Regions from separate parts of the Mus musculus genome. Here region 2 is linked to region 1. A link is a loop called in an ENCODE intact Hi-C map of the cell type or tissue named here. Cell type or tissue: left cerebral cortex. All regions are shown on one strand.

Region 1 (8,000 bases):
GTAAATTAAAAAAAAATTGTAGAGAAGTCGGGGGCACATACCTTTAATCCCAGCACTTAAGAGGCAGAGGCAGGTGGATCTCTGAGTTCGAGGACAGCCTGGCCTACAGAGTGAGTTCCAGGACTGCCAGGGCTACACAGAGAAGATAGACAGACAGACAGACAGACAGACAGACAGACAGTAGAGAAGTACAGAGAAACTTTATTTCTGCATAACTTGGGGTTTCTGTGGAGAAGGCATTCGAACATTGACAGTGGCAAGTGTGACTGCCTTGTTTGGGTCTGCGTGCCCACAGTTAGATCCGCATACAACAAGAAGTAGCCACTGTGTAGGGTATTAAATGTTTCTTGTTCCCTAGACTAGCTTTAATCTGTACTCACCCCGGAGAGCCGAGGTTCTGGGTGGTCCTGGGGCTCTGATCATCATGGTTTAAATACAGGAGTGTTCTGCTGTGTGCTCCCAGATCAAAGCCCAAACAGTCCTGGCTAAACCATCATACAAGCCCTGTATTGGAAGGGCAGGACCTTTTTACCCTGGAACATAGCTAGACTAATGCCCCATCTGAATTCCTGCTCATTTTCCCATCTGTGTTGGAGTGTCTTCTTCTGACTCCAGTGAGCCATTGTTCTGTCCTGAGTGATGGGGCCGCATGCAGAACTAGGGTAGGACCTGTCCTTAGGAGGCTTTCAGTGTGGCAGGCCTTGACAGAAGAACCATGTCCAGTGTCACAGAGTCCCTCCTCTATCCTCAGCTCACAGTTTTAGTTGTCACCAGTACCTCTCCCCAAGCTGGCCGGGCTTGTGGGTGGGGGTGAGGGCCATGAGTGGAAAGACAGTAGGTGGCAGAAACTAGAGTATGGCTCTGGAGCAGCCGTTTCAGTGTGGTGATGGTGTCAGGCCGTAGTCCCATTTACACTGAGGAGTGTGTCAGGAGCGGCCTTCTGGAAGAAGTGGCACTTAAGCCAGGTTCCGACAGTAGGAGAAAGGACTGAGCTTGGGTTAGGGGTGGAGGGATGCTCTGAGATAAAGTAGATAATGTTTCCTGGAAGTCTCGGCTGTGCTGTGGGCTGAATGTGCTGCTGCCATTACAGGGACGTGGACAAGGTGGAGCGGCAGGCCATGCCACAGGCCAACCACACTGACGCCTGCCAAGAATGTGGCCACGTGGGACCTGGGCACTCGAGAGACTGTCCTCGTCGAGGCTATGAGGACTCCTATGGCTTCAACAGGAGGGAGCAGGAGGAGGAACGCTTCCGTGCTCAAAGAGACCCACTGGAGGGCAGGAGGGACAGGAGCAAGGCCAGGTCCCCATACTTGCCAGCTGAGGAGGATGCCTTGTTTGTCGATCTACCTGGTGGGCCCCGAGGCCAGCAAGCACAGCCACAGCGAGCCGAGAAGAACGGGGTGCCACCTTATGGCCTGGGAGAACAGAATGGGACCAATGGGTACCAGCGGACTGCTCCTCCCAGGGCCAACCCAGAAAAACACAGCCAGAGGAAGACCGGCCTGGCCCAGGCAGAGCACTGGACAAAAGCTCAGAAGGGGGACGGCAGGAGGTTAGTCTAATGTGATAACAAGGGTGGGGCCGGTCGGGTGCTGTCATTTCTCCAGTACCTGCTCAGCTAATTAACCGCTCTACCTCTATGTGAATAACCTTAACAGTCCTCCACAGGAAGGTGGTAGCTCTAATTTACAGACCAGAGAAATGGGCTTGGAGAAGGGAGGTAGCCTACCTAGGACACACAGCTTAGTGGCAAGGCTGTGTTTAGAGTGTGGTCTGTGGACACAGATGGCCAACAGTGTCAGTAGCTGATCAGCTTTGCACTGCTGTCCCTCTGCTTCCAAGGAGTCTCTGTAGACTCTTGAGAGCACTGAGACCCAGGTGTCACCTCCCAGATGCCTGGAGGAGCCCCGGGAAGAACCCAGGTATTGTGGAAACTCATCCTGTCATTGGTAGGGGCTCATTTGAAGAAAAACATTTTATGTTTATGGGTGTTTCCCTGCATGCATGTCTGAGTACCAGATATGGGCTAGTGCCCATAGAGACCAAAAGAGGGCATTAGTTCCCCTAGAACTGGAGTTAGAAACAGTACCATGTGGATGGATGCTGGGAACTAAGCCTGAAGCCTCCGCAGGAGCAGCAAGTGCTCTTTAACAGCCAAGCCATCTCTCTAGACCCTTTCTTTCTTTTTTCTTTTTAGACAAGGTCTCATTATGTAGCCTGTTTGGCCTGGAACTCACTGTGTAGACCAAGCTGGCCTTGAACTCATAGAGCTCCACCTGCCTCTACCTCCCAAGTACCATGAGGAAAGACGTGCACACCCCACCCAGCCAGAGCTAGTTTCAGAGTTTAAATCTGAAGGCAGTGGACAGTAGGAATGAAGGAGCCACCAGAATGCCTGGCTCTCGAGACCTTTTCATGGGAGAAAGTCCTTGCAAAAAAAAAAAAAAAATTAGACCATTGAGCTTCTAACTCGTTGTTGATGAAATGGGACTCCACAAGGCTCTCACCACCCACAGACCTCGTTATTCCTCGCCACAATGGCCTGCCCTGTGGAAGGCACAAAGGTGGTGTGTGTCAGGGAGCTGAAGGGAGGGGGATCAGCAAGGGGAGGAGAGGCAGTGGCACTGAGGCTGAAAGCAGAGTGCAGAGAAGATGCACATTGGCCCTGGGGTTGTACCGTCCTAAAGGGGCTGCACCCCGTGTTCCCAGATATTTGTCCTTAAAGATTATGTAGCTGGGTTTCATGGCACATGTCTGTAATCACTAGAGGGTGGCTGTAAGTTCCAGGCCAGTCTGTTCTACACACACACACATACATGCACATACACACATACACGCATACACACACATACATGCACACACACTCACGAAAATATATATAAGTATATGGTAATTTCCTATGGTAAGTGACCAATGGGTCTGGCTCCTTAGTGAAGGAACTTCCTCCATTTTCCATTTGAAAACACAGATAAAGAAGCCAGCTATCTCACCTTAGTGTGTTGTAAGACTGTGCTGACCTCCTTGTCACTGGACAGAGCACACAGAGGCATTGGAAGGAAGTCCACATAGGGAACTATTTCTCACTTATCCCCATATTTGAGATATATCTAGATTGCATCTCCTGTAATTTAACGCTGTTGGGATGGGGTTAGCAAGAGTCTTACATACCGGTACTTAGAGTCCTCGCCTTCTACTTTCACCGGCACCCAGTGTTTAAAGTAAAGTGTACTTATAAAATAAAAAGGTGGGTGGGGCCAGGGATTAAAAGCCGATCAGAGGGAACACAATAGGAAATGAAAGGCTTGCATGATTGACGTGGAAGCGAGGGTGAGGGATTTCTTCAGCAAACAGGAGCAGTCACAAAAGTTGACCTTACATTTGGCGTGACTGTCTTGCAGCCACTTTCTCAGGATATCCTGTTTAATTTTTCTGGTTTTGGAACCACAGGGCAGGTGGTTCCTAATACAGGACTATGTAAGGCCAGGTTGGACACATGTCTGTTGTCAAGACAGAGGCTGCCCCAGGAGCACCCACCTGCTCCTGGGACCTATCCTGCCCCTCCCTCCACTAGCCAGTTAATCATTATAGTTTGGCTGCAGGAGCCAGTGGCCACCATCCTACTAATGTCTGAGGTCTCCCCAAATGGTAGACAGTGCATAAGTGGGAAGCAGGGACTGAGGACAGCCTCCGGATTTGGGATACTTAATAGTGGGAATGGGGGACTGTGACCATCTAAACATGGTAGGCAGGTACTCTGCATAGGCTGTAGAGACAGATGGACGGAGCAGTCCCACATCTGCTGACTGCTTCGGCCACCACCCACCTCTGAGGATTTGGGAGCTGCTACCACATTAGACGTGGGCTTTGGGAAAATGAATGGAAAACCTCTGCCACCTAGTGGCAAGCAGGCACACCTGCATGCTAGACAGGTTTGGGTTGAAGTGATCTTAAAATTACCTCAACTGAATGAAAAGAAACTGAGAAAGGGAAGCTGCCATATTTGATGGCACCTATTTCTGTCCCTCACGATGGTGAGTCAGAGGGGCTTATTATCCACGTTGTGCAGAGAGGCGAGTGAGGGTAGAGCAGAAGAGATGGACGTGAGGTCAGACGATATGAGTGATGTACTAGGATTGGAATAGCATCCTTCAACCTCTGGGGCTGTTTAACAGGGTGAAAGTACCCTGCCCAGAGGTTATTATTCATAGATCTCCTGGGCTGAAAGACCTACATTTTGAAATTATATTTTATATAGGGTCTTGATCCCAGACTGGCTTCTGGTCTGTTTATGCCACACTGGGAGTTGAACCCAGGGCTTTGTGGATATTAGACAAAGACTGTTAAAACTGAATTATATCTCTATCCTGTATTTCTAAGATTTTTAAAAAAGATTTATTTTATTTTATTTTATGTGTACCATGTGTGTGTGTTCCTGCTGTCTGCAGAGGTCAGAAAAGAGAGTCAGAGCCCCTGGAACTGGAGTTACAGATGGTTGTGAGCCACCATGTCGGTGCTGAGAATTGAACCCAGGTCCTTTGTAAGAGCAGCCAGTGCTAAGGCATCTCTCCAGCTTTTACTTTTAACCAAAAGTAATAACTATGGGAGTAGAGAAATGACACTTGGCACGAGTGATTCTTGTGCAGTTCCACCCATGTCAGGCAATCCCAGTGTTAGGGGGCAGACAGATGGATCTGGGAGCTCACTGGCCAGCTGCCTTAGTCAGACAAGAAGTTCTAGGCTAGGGAGAGACACTGTCTCAAGGGAAGGGGGCAGAGAATGTTAGAGCAGGACCCTTGATGTCCTCTTCTGGCCTCCAGACACAAACATACATGGGTGTGCCCACTCCAACACATGTGCATACACACACAAACATAATCATACATTTGAAAAAGTAATAGTTATATATTGATGGAACAGATGGGAGATTTTGGTATATGCATACATTGTGAAGCTGTTGAAACATTAATATTCATCACCTCACCCACATATCCTTATGTAATGTGGTAGCAATAATCACTCTGTTCTTTGAGAATTCTGAAGTTATTATTATTAGCTGTGGTCCCCATGTTGTGTACAGTGGGGCTCTGATACATGCTCACGTGAAAGTCTGCACAGCTGACCAACATCTCCTGCTTCATCTCTGCCATCGCCAGCCTTACTCTTTGCTTCTCTGCATCCCATGTACAAGCGAGAACATGCAGTGACTGGCTTAATTCAGGAGCCTGCCCTTTGAATAAAGCCTCAGGTATTGCTGCTGCTGCTGCCGCCTCCACTGACCATATACTCAGAGTTAGCATCATCCCAGAGCAATGACTGACACACAGTGATGTTTTTGTTATAAGTTTGCCATGTGAAGTTGATGAGACAGAGTTAGGATTTGAACCCAGGCTTCTGTAATCCCAGAGCCTATTCTCTTTACAAGGTCACACTACCTTGCAGATTAGACTGAAAAAAGCAAACGACAACAAAAAAGAACTTAGAGAGAGAGAGAGAGAGAGAGAGAGCAGACAGACAGACAGACAGACAGAGGTGGGGGGAGCGCACACACACTTGAGCAGGCACATGGATGCTGCAATGCACATACAGCATTTAGAAGAACACTTTTGGGAGTCCATTCTCTCCTGCCACCGTTGGTTCTGGGGATTTAGTTCAGATTATCAAGCCTGCTTGGCAAGCACTCTATGTACTAAGCCATCTCACTGGCCGTAAACTGTAAAAAAAAGTTTGAATTTATGTTCTGAATGTTTTGCCTGAGTGTATGTCTGTGCATTGCTGTGCATGCCTGATGCCCATGGAATTCAGAAGAGGGAGATAGATCTCCTGGAACTGGAGTTACAGGTTGTTATGAACCTTTTGTGGCTGCTGGGGATTGAACCTGGGCCCTCTGGAAAAGCAGCAAATCTCTGACTGCTGAGCCATCTCTTCAACCCCTAGTCTTTGACAATGTTTCCTGTATCCTAGAATGGCCCAGAACTTATTGCACGGCTGAGGACGCCCCTGAACTTCCTTTATTTAAAGATTGATTTACTTATTTAATGCATATGAGTCCACTGTCACTGACTTCAGACACACCAGAAGAGGGCATCAGATCCTGTTACAGATGGTTGTGAGCCACCATGTGGTTGCTGGGATTTGAACTCAGGACCTCTGGAAGAGCAGTTGGTGCTCTTAACCGCTGAGCCATCTCTCCAGCCTGATCCTGAACTTCTTACCCTCCAACTTCTACCTCCTTATTGCTTTTATAGGTGGTGTGTACCACCACGCCTGTCCATGGAGGGAGGGGAAGCCGTGTCAGGAAGGTGCATAACATGCTAAGGCTCTCAGGATGTATTTTCCCTTACTCAGAACCCTAGATGAAGCACTAATACTACCTCACATACAGGTAGGGAAACTGAGGCTCAGAGCAGTCAGTAAGCCTCCTGCAGTCATGTCCAGTGTATGTAGAATTCAGATTCAAAACCTACTTTTTGCTTTTTGCACAGTGAGAAGTTACTGAGGTAGGGGGCTCCGTGGTGGACAACCAATGCGGGATGCTCATGGTGTGTGAGGGGGAGGCGGTGAGGGTGCTCCTCCATCCCTGGCAGTCTAGGCTGCTGGTCTCAGTCCTGGAGGGAGCAGTGAGAAAACAGCGGGACCTCAGGGTAGGTTGTAATCAGATGTTAGAGAGCCCTGAGTACCAGGCAAGGATTTCGAGGGCACTGAGGAGGTTCAGAGCACACTGGAGTGATGAGATCAGGTGACCATGTACAAGAAACACATCAGGAGGCTCTCAGAGTTCTCTGTAGGAGGGAAGGTACCAGTGTCTGGGTTAGAAGGGTAGCAAAGAGAAGACATCCCTCCCCACCCGCCTCCAGCCATTTTCTTTGTGAGTTTTGAGGGTTGGTGCTAGGTTCCCAGGCAGAAGGAGAGCCTCTCACCCCAGAAAACTCTTGAGACCTTCCAGACCAACACACCTTGCTTGTCATTGACAACTGGTAAGAGAGGAGAGACGGTTTAACCACACCGCTCCAGGAGTGATGGGCACAGGAACCCTGCCGTGGTCCCAGCTCTCAGAGAAAACTGGTTCTGGGTTCAGTGAGAAGCCCCAGGTGTCTGCGTCAGTCGCTGTTTGGGGTCCTGATGTCTCCCCCACAAGATGACCCTGTGGATTTCCTTAGCTGTGTTGCCTTGTGTGATGGCCTGACATGTTCTTTGTCTTTCTCAGCTTGCCCTTAGACCAAACACTTCCTCGCCAGGGTCCCAGCCAGCCCCTGTCCTTCCCGGAAAACTACCAGAGTCTTCCCAAGAGCACTAGACATCTTTCTGGGAGCTCGTCACCCCCTCCCCGGAACCTGCCCAGCGACTACAAGTACGCACAGGACCGAGCCAGCCACCTGAAGATGTCCAGTGAAGAGCGCCGGGCACACAGAGACGGCACTGTGTGGCAGCTCTATGAGTGGCAGCAGAGGCAGCAGTTCCGTCACGGCAGCCCCACCGCACCCATAGGAGCTGGCTCCCCAGAGTTCACCGAGCAGGGTCGCAGCCGGAGCCTGCTGGAGGTGCCCCGCTCCATCTCCGTGCCTCCGTCTCCTTCTGACATCCCTCCTCCTGGGCCTCCAAGGCCCTTTCCGCCCCGGCGGCCACATACACCAGCAGAAAGGGTCACAGTGAAGCCACCCGAGCAGAGGAGGAGTGTGGACATCTCTCTGGGGGGTTCTCCCAGGAAGGCACGGGGTCATGCTGCCAAGGTGAGGCCTGGGAACTTCTACCAGGTGACTGGGATCTTGTATCGAGAGACAGAGTCACTCGGTGGCTGCCTGGCAGCCTGTAAGTCAGGAAACAATATAACAACCCAGCTGAGGTCGAACTCTCAGGGCCTTTCAGTTTGCTGTGCTGTGCCCAGTGAGAAAGGTGTCCATTTCAGACACCAGGCTCCTAGGGCTCAGAGAGATGGAAGGACGCATGGTGGGCAGTCCTGGTAGTGAGTGGCTGAGGTCTCCTTGCCTGGCCTCAGTCTG
Region 2 (8,000 bases), 48 kb before region 1:
ACACACCTAGGGATGGTGAACCCGGCAGCCCAGTGCTTCTCCCCTAGTGCTCTGCAGTGCCACCACACAGCACCAAAGCCTGCCTCTCCTCCCAGACTTGCTGCCCCCTTCCTGTCACTACCTCTGTGGGTCTCTCTGTAGCCTAGGCTGACCTGGAGATTGTGAGGCTCCCCCTCAGCCTCCCAGGGAGCTAGGGATCATGGGTATTTGTAATTCTGTGTCCAACTTGGCAGCACATTTCCTGCTATTGGTGACTGTTATTAAGTAGAATGCAGGTTAGTTGAGTATATATTACCTTGTGATGCTGAGATAGTTTGATAACCAAGATGATGCCAGGTGGTTAATGAGCAGGTCCTACTAGCAGCCTGATATGATGGACAAAGGATGGTTCACGTCTGGGGCGGGATGAAGCAGACTTGCAAGATTTTTATTATATGACTCAGAACAGCACACGGCTTCAAACTCAGGAATCATTTATTTTCCCATTTAACGTTTTGGGGTCTTGGTTGAGAGTTAGTGCTGGAACCATGGATGGCGAGAACTCAGATTGGAGGCCTTCTGCATTTTAGTGATGAGTGGCTAACTAGGGTTGGTGCATGTTGGGGAGCCACTGAGGGAGCCAGTCTGATGCTTCTCGGAAGTTTAAATGTAGAATTTCCGTAAAACTGATGAATTCTACTCCCAGGAGAAATGAGAACATAAGTTCCCATACGTTGTCCACAGCAGCATTATCTGTGATATCCTAAAGGTGAATATAGTCTGACCCAGATGTCCACCAGCTGAGTGAAAGAAAAACTGTGATATATGTCTACAATGGAATATTACCTGGCAATGAAAAGGAACGAAATGTTGATAATGTCACAAGGATGAACCTTAAAAGATTTATTTTAAGTGAAGGAAGCTAGTCACAAAAGGTGACCCAATATATTACCCTGCTATTATTCAGAGGAGGAGACGTTCGTGAAGATAGAAAATAGATTAATTGTTGCCCAGAGATGGAGTGGGCATGGTGGTGATGGCGGCTAGAAGATTGGATAGAGGAGCAAGTGGTGACTGATTTGTGAACTGTCTCCATAAAGCTGTCTGTCCTTCATGTTCTTTCCACCCCAGCAGACATGCTGGGAAGACCCACACTCACCCTAACAAATGAGTTCCTGATGGTAGAGTTGCGAAGAGAGTGGCAGACTTCCACACAATTATTTTTTTTGGAAACGTTGGCTTTTATTAGTTCATCTTCAATAGAATCTACAAGGGGAAACAGGCTTGCTTTAGCACAAAATTAATTATTTAGCTCTCAGACGAGAGTGCCAGTGGACCTAGAAGTGATTTCCCCCCTCAGCATTTCTCCTTTTCTAGGTTTACTTATTTATTTTTTTATTTTTGCTAAGGGCTGCATATTATTACTTTTTGTAAATAACAAGCGAAAAATAAACTTTCATGCCGTACATATTCCTCTGGGTTATATATGGCTTCCATGTGCTGAGCAACTTAAAAATTAAATTTAGAGTTTCTATTCTAGGAAAATAGGGTTTTGTTTGTTTGTTTTTTGTTTGTTTGTTTTGGGTTTTTTTGGGGGGTTGGGGGGGGCAAAAGAGACTGGTCTCATAGGTGACGACCTGACGAACCCAGTGAGGAGCCTTTGCTTGGAGCCTCCTGCTTTTTATCTTCTTTCTTCCTGGCCTGCCAGATCACTAAGGACGTGACCAATTCTCATCATTTTGACCTGTATAAACATGCATGAACTTCGTGACAAGGAGGAGATTATCCTGATGGTGGTGGGGCCAAGCCATCAGGCCAGTGGAAGTAGAGCTGTAACAAGACACCCAGGAGTCCAGGGAAGGCAGGTCAGAGTGTCTGTGTTCCTAAGACCGCCGTTTCACTGTGTCATCCCGGCATGCGAGCCGGCCAGCATTGCATGTGCTGCATGCTTGAGAGAAGAGTGTGCAGCCACACAGTCAGATCCAGCGAGGGCTCTCAGCTGTGAGAGCTGAACTATGCGTAGTTCCTCCCTACCACACAGACACTGGCAGCAGGCAGGGTGACCTGCATTCCTAGGGCTGGCAGATCCATCTCTGGGCCTTCAAAGCCTTTCTGTTCAGAGCGTGCAGGGGCATCTGTCTGCATGTGAGGTCTCTCTGCCACGGTGGAAGCAAATGAAAGGCAGTTCCACAGAGTGCCTGCTCCAGGCACCCCATCTACTGAACTACCTGCTTCCCCGCCTGCCCACAGCCCTGTGGCTCCTTGTTCCACCCAGGTCCGCAGAGCAAGATTCCAGTCTTGCTGTTAGACTTAGGAAGGGTCTTTGCCCTTGACAAATCACCCTTCATGAGATTTCCCTTCTCATTAAAAACCATGTGTATCTGAGTGCATGCACACGTGTGTATTTGTGTATGCATTATTACTGTGCACATGTGGAGGTAAGAGAACAACCTTCCAAAGTTAATAAACTCCCTTCACGTGAGTTCTTCGGTGTCGGGCTTGCCAGCAAGGCCTTTATCAGCTAAACCACCTCACTGGTCAACATTATTTTCTAGCCCCCCCCCCCCATTTATTTCAGAGGCCTTTAGAGTAAGAATGTTTTCCAGTAAAACCCAGTGTCTCCTCCCACCCCCCATACCCTGAAAATCGTATTGGAAGTTCACATAGAGAAGAGTGAGCAGTTGATTGGTCATGAGGACTGTGCAAAAGGGTCTAGAAGCAAAGAGCTTAGGCAGGAGATGTTAGGATAATGCAAGTGAGTGATACAGAGCCTGGGTTTAGGATAGAGGCGGGAGAGAAGCCAGTGCATTCCAGATGTATTTCATAGGAAGGCAGGACCAGGGCTCCTTTGTTACTTGGGGCAAAATAATAATGACTTTGTTTCATTATTCTAATTGACAGCTCACTGTGCATATGTATAAAATGATCACTACTGCTTCTTACTGACATGTTTCACAGTGCCGTTCCTACTCTGTCTTCCAGGTAGGATCTAGAGAAGGTAAAAAGCTAGCCCAGGATCACACAGAGTGCACCACAGAGATCCAGGTCTGTCAGTCCAGAGGCCATTGAGCACCGAAGCCTAATGAAAGTGTATCAGACCTTTTGAATTTATGACTGAGATAAAAATAGTTAGAACCCTGTTCTCAGTCATAGCCAGAAAATTAAATTGGAATTTACACAGCTTTATGATGTTAGATCAAATATCCAGACAAATCTAAATGTGTGAACCCTATAAACTCTGAGACATTGAGGCAGACGGAGACTAGGCTTTGGGGATGCGGGGAGAGGGTCATGTGATTTGTGCAAAGCAGTGAAAATATTGCCGAATTCCTAAACTGTTTCTGGTCGTATTTTTCTGGATAACATTTCGTGGATGTTTTCTTCCAACTGATTAAAAAAAAAAAAAAAAGGAATGGCCTTAATTAAAATTTCTATTGTCTTTGCCACAGAGGAAGGAAGACTTTGGGTGGTTGTCATGGTGATGACTGAATGCTCTGGGAGTAGGGAGTGATTGCCACCCAGAGCCCTGAAATGAGCATTTGCCATTTTCCTCACCCCCTGAGAGGCCTTCAATACCAAACTGCATATTTCCTTAATCGCCTTTTAAATTCACATCTGAGCCACATGTGTGCCTGCAAGGGCAGACCCTCCCACGACAGCCGCAGTTGCAGGCATGAAGTCTGAGTCCCTTTCTAATTGCTCTGTGTTCCCAAAGCAAAAGCAACACGTGCAAGGTGCTCGTGAGAACTCCCAGAAGGTGATAGCAGCCAGCAGCCTTTTGGACAGAGGTGCCATCCCCACAGCCCTTCCCTTGAATGCACTCAGGAGCCTTGCCCCGGAGATAATGCTGCCACCAGACCTCTGCCATCGCCGCACAGTGGGGACTCTGCAGCCACCACACAGGATGCTGGCAGAGCCATAGTTGTAGACAGTAAAGACAGGCTAGCTGTGGGGTTTCTGGCTGACTGGCTGTGGTGGAAGGAGGGGAAATGCAGAGCTTGGTGTGTGCCTCTGAGTCGGGAGTTGACTTTCCCAGTGTAAGGGAAACTGAGGAAGAACAAATGAGTTTTCTGCGTTTCTCTTTTGTCTTACTTCTCTCTAACCTCCCCCCAGACCATACAAGTGTTATGTGTACAGTACATGCGCGTGGTGTGTGTGTGAGGCTAGAGGATAACCTCAGGCGTCCTTCCTCAGACACTGCCCACTTTGTGTTTGAGGCTGGCTTTCACACTGGAACCTGAGGCTCACTGATTTCGTCCAGACTGGCCGGGTGGTCAGTGAGCTCCAAGGATCCCCTCCCTGCCTTCCCTGGCACTGAGGTTACCAGAGCGCCACCACACCTGACTTTTTACATGGATTCTAAGAACGGAGCTCTGAACCTCTTGCCTGTGCAAATACTTTACTGACATAGCAACTTTCAGCTCTATTTATTTTTGAAATAAAATCTTATAATATTATTCAGACTGACCTCAAACTCCTAGACCCAAGCGTCCTCCCACCCCAGGCTCCCCCAGCCGGAGGGACTAGAGCTGTGTGCTTTTGCACTGGTTCACATGTCTCCTTTAGACAGTTGAGTAAGTTCTCTTTTTGGCTCAACCAGTGCCCAGGTAAACCTGGGAAGGGGTAGACTTTTGTTCCTGTCTGTAGATGGTGTTTCTGTTATCTTACCTTGTGACTGGTGGGCCCAACTCCCTCAGAGTACCGTACTGACCACAGCCCTCTGCCCCTATGCATTAGCCAGGATCCTGCCCACAATTCGGTTTCTTCTGCAGTGGCAGGTTCTCCCTTGGAGCCCTCTGTTCTTGGTTGACTGATTAATAGACACTTGGGGACTTGCAGGGAGGCATTTAACATGCATCAGATACCATCACGCAGCCGAGAAAGCCATTCACTGAGCAAGCTCTCTGCTGTCTGCGTCCCTTCCTGCCCACATAGTTTGACACTGGGGAACAGAGCCTGTATTGGGAAAGGCTTCGTTTCAAGATGTGATTCAGAGGCAGTGATGTGCAGCTGTCTGTAGAGTGGGAGGCGCGAGGAAGGATGCTGTGTGCACTCATTTCTTTACACGGTCCTCTTCAAAGGTAAGAGGCCTTGCTAGTGAAAGACCACCAGCAAGTTCCAGACTATCTTCATGCAGTCCAAACTGCTGGGACTTCCATGGGGAAGTAGAGGCCTGGGGTTGTTTCCAGAGGGTGGAGAGTCTAGTAAGAGCATCTTCTCCTTCCTTCTTGCCTTGGCAATATAAAGAATTGATTTTTGCCTTGTTGTCTTTTTCCTTTCGGGGGTGGGGGCAGGAGCTCATGTAGCTCAGGCTAGCCTCAAACTTGATATGTCACCAAGTGTCACTTTGACTTTTTGATGCTTCTGCCTTCACCTCCTGAGTGCTTGGATTATGGGGTAAGTGCTGATGTTGCAAGATGTGCCAGGGATGGAGGCCAAGGGCCCTGTGCACAATGGCCAGGCACTCTGCAAACTGAGCCACATCCTCAGCCCTTGCCTTAATGTCTGACGGAGAATAGTCCAACATTTGCGCCCCCCCCCCCCCAAGCTGTTCGGTTAGAGGGCCTGGGTTGAACTCTGGCCCCAGCCCTCTCTAGCTGTGTGATCTTCTACAAATCTCTTAGTGGTTCTGATCCTCAGTTTCTTCCTTCATGAAACGAAGAGAACGGTACCCGCCTCCTAGGTCATATCCATGTGGGAGAGGCCTGGAGTAGAGTGTGATAGAGAGAGTGATGTGCGGGCTGGGAGATGGCCCAATGGTTAGGAGCACTTAGTGGTCCTCCAGAGGACCTGGGTATGGTTTTCAGCACCTACATCTGCTTGTAATTCCAGGGAGACCTAACACCCTCTTTGGCTTCCATGGATACCTGTACTCAAGTGAATATATCCACATGCAGATACATATAAATATACATAGTGAAAAATAAGAAAATAATGTTTTAAAAGATTATATATATATGAGTACACTGTAGCTGTCTTCAGACACACCAGAAAAGAGCATTGGATCCCATTACAGATAGTGTGGTTGCTGGGAATTGAACTCAGAGCCACTGGAAGAGCAGTAAGTGCTCTTAACAGCTGAGCCATCTCCCTAGCCCCAAGAAAATAAAATTTTAAAATAAAAGAATGGGCTATGCTCACTAGAGTTACTGTTCTGGATACCCATCTTTCATTGGTATCTATGTCTACCACCAGTCTCCAGTTTTGACTCTCTGTGGGAGAAGTCTGAGACACCGACATGGTGGGCTCCCTGCTGGGGCTGTGGAGCATCTTCAGGATTCCCTCGGGTGGGGTGGGGTGGGGTGGACCCCAATAAGAAACCTTGTGGCCGCCTTGCTGCCAGATATCACATCATGGAGAAGCTTTCTATAAAGTGTCCACACTGCTGGGTGGAACCAAAGTTTGAGCCCAGTTCTGGCTTCAGGCTCACTTTCTTCCACTAACTGATGCGTCCCTCTTACCCATTCCTCTCTCCTGCCCCAATTAATGCTTGAAAATCAAAAGGAAAAAAGAAAAGAAAGAAATCCCAGAATCAAGCTAGAAGATTCTGTCAGGGTGTTGCCAGTGTGGTCATGGTGTGTACAGTGGAAACTCTGGGTTCTTGGGGTTGCTGTGGTCAGGCCCCGTCTTCCTGCTGTGTTCCTCAAACAGGACTCCCTTCCTGAATGGACACAATTGGGAAATAAAACAGGAAACTGTTTAGGTGGGGGTTTCCGAAGCCATCCCATTCCACCCTCTTCTGAGAGTCTGAGTCCTTAGTTCTGAGGTAGAGTGGGGCCCTCCTTCCCTGAGTCCTGCATAGATAGCGGACCAAGGAAAAGTACTGTTCTGCAGGTCCCCTCCGGGGTCTCCAGAACTGTTAATTCTATGGCTAGAAGTCCCTTGGAGTGGATGCATAGTAAACGGTAGGCTTAGCCAGGCAGGAGGTCCTGACTGGGGAGGTTGAAAGGTGCTGGGTAACCTGATCATGGGGACCAGATAGGGTACAACACAGGAGTTACTACAGGAGACTCCTCCCATTGGAATGTGGCTGGGTTGCCTCTGACAACCTGGTAAACAAAGGCCCCATGCTTTAATTCCTGGAGATGTCCCCTGGGCTCTGGGCACAGTGAGCCTTCAGATCAGTGATTCTTTTTTTTTTTTTTTTTTTTTTAAATTTGGCTTTTCGAGACAGGATTTCTCTGTGTAGCCCTGGCTGTCCTGGAACTCACTTTGTAGACCAGGCTGGTCTTGAACTCAGAAATCCGCCTGCCTCTGCCCCCCCCACCCCCCCAAGTGCTGGGATTAAAGGCGTGCGCCACCATGCCTGGCTCAGATCAGTGATTCTGTAAGTTCCTGTAAGTTCCAACCCCTTGGTAGGTGGGGCTCAAATGACCCTTTCACAGGGGCCACCTAGGACCATCGGAAAACACAGGCATTCTTAGGATTGTAAGCATCTTGCAATTCAAAACAGCAGCAAGATAACAGTTATGAAGTAGCAATAAAAAGTTATTTTGGGCTGGCGAGATGGCTTAGCGGGTAAGCGCACTGACTGCTCTTCCGAAGGTCCTGAGTTCAAATCCCAGGAACCACATGGTGGCTCACAACCACCTGTAATGAGATCTGATGCCCTCTTCTGGTGTGTCTGAAGACTGCTACAGTGTACTTATATATAATAATTAATAAATCTTTTTAAAAAGTTATTTTATGGTTTGGGTTACAATGACATGAGGAATTGTATTAAGGGGTTGCAGCACTAGGAAGGTTGACAATCATTGCCTCAGATCTGTGTGTTGATTTTCCCCAGCCCAGCCTGCCCTTGACAGAGTGAAGGGCCAAAGTCAGGATGTAGTAGGTTACTGAGTACGGTAATGTGGATACTCCTGCCTCTTGTTGCTTTCCTCATTACGATGCTGTTCCTACCTGCAAGGCTTTGGGCTGTTTCCTGGGTTCTAGAGAGACACCACTTCCCTGCCAGCAATTTCTCTGGTCCAATAATGTGGAGGAAATTCTAGAGGGGAAAAGGAATAAATACATTTCTA

The links. Peaks named below come from ENCODE experiments on the same cell type or tissue, not always from the same donor. Only the 100,000 strongest peaks of a DNase experiment are listed, where the experiment ranks them.
Region 2: a loop joins it to region 1, with 5 times the contacts of the local background. A loop is called at or near these places in 2 of 42 quality-filtered maps.

The regions. Positions count from the first base shown.
Region 1 is chr7:116,157,587-116,165,586 of GRCm38, reverse strand. Plekha7 (pleckstrin homology domain containing, family A member 7) reads left to right here. Exons shown (of 27, transcript NM_001305185.1): 10 at 1,091-1,555; 11 at 7,208-7,730. Among named protein-coding and RNA genes, the nearest start is that of 1110004F10Rik, 68 kb to the right of the region's middle. In left cerebral cortex, a CTCF peak has its summit at 3,897 (motif pointing left); a DNase peak (open chromatin) is centred at 3,886.
Region 2 is chr7:116,205,999-116,213,998 of GRCm38, reverse strand. The region is part of intron 3 of Plekha7 (pleckstrin homology domain containing, family A member 7); the gene reads left to right. Among named protein-coding and RNA genes, the nearest start is that of Gm44867, 81 kb to the left of the region's middle. In left cerebral cortex, a CTCF peak has its summit at 7,626 (motif pointing left); DNase peaks (open chromatin) are centred at 3,509 and 4,934.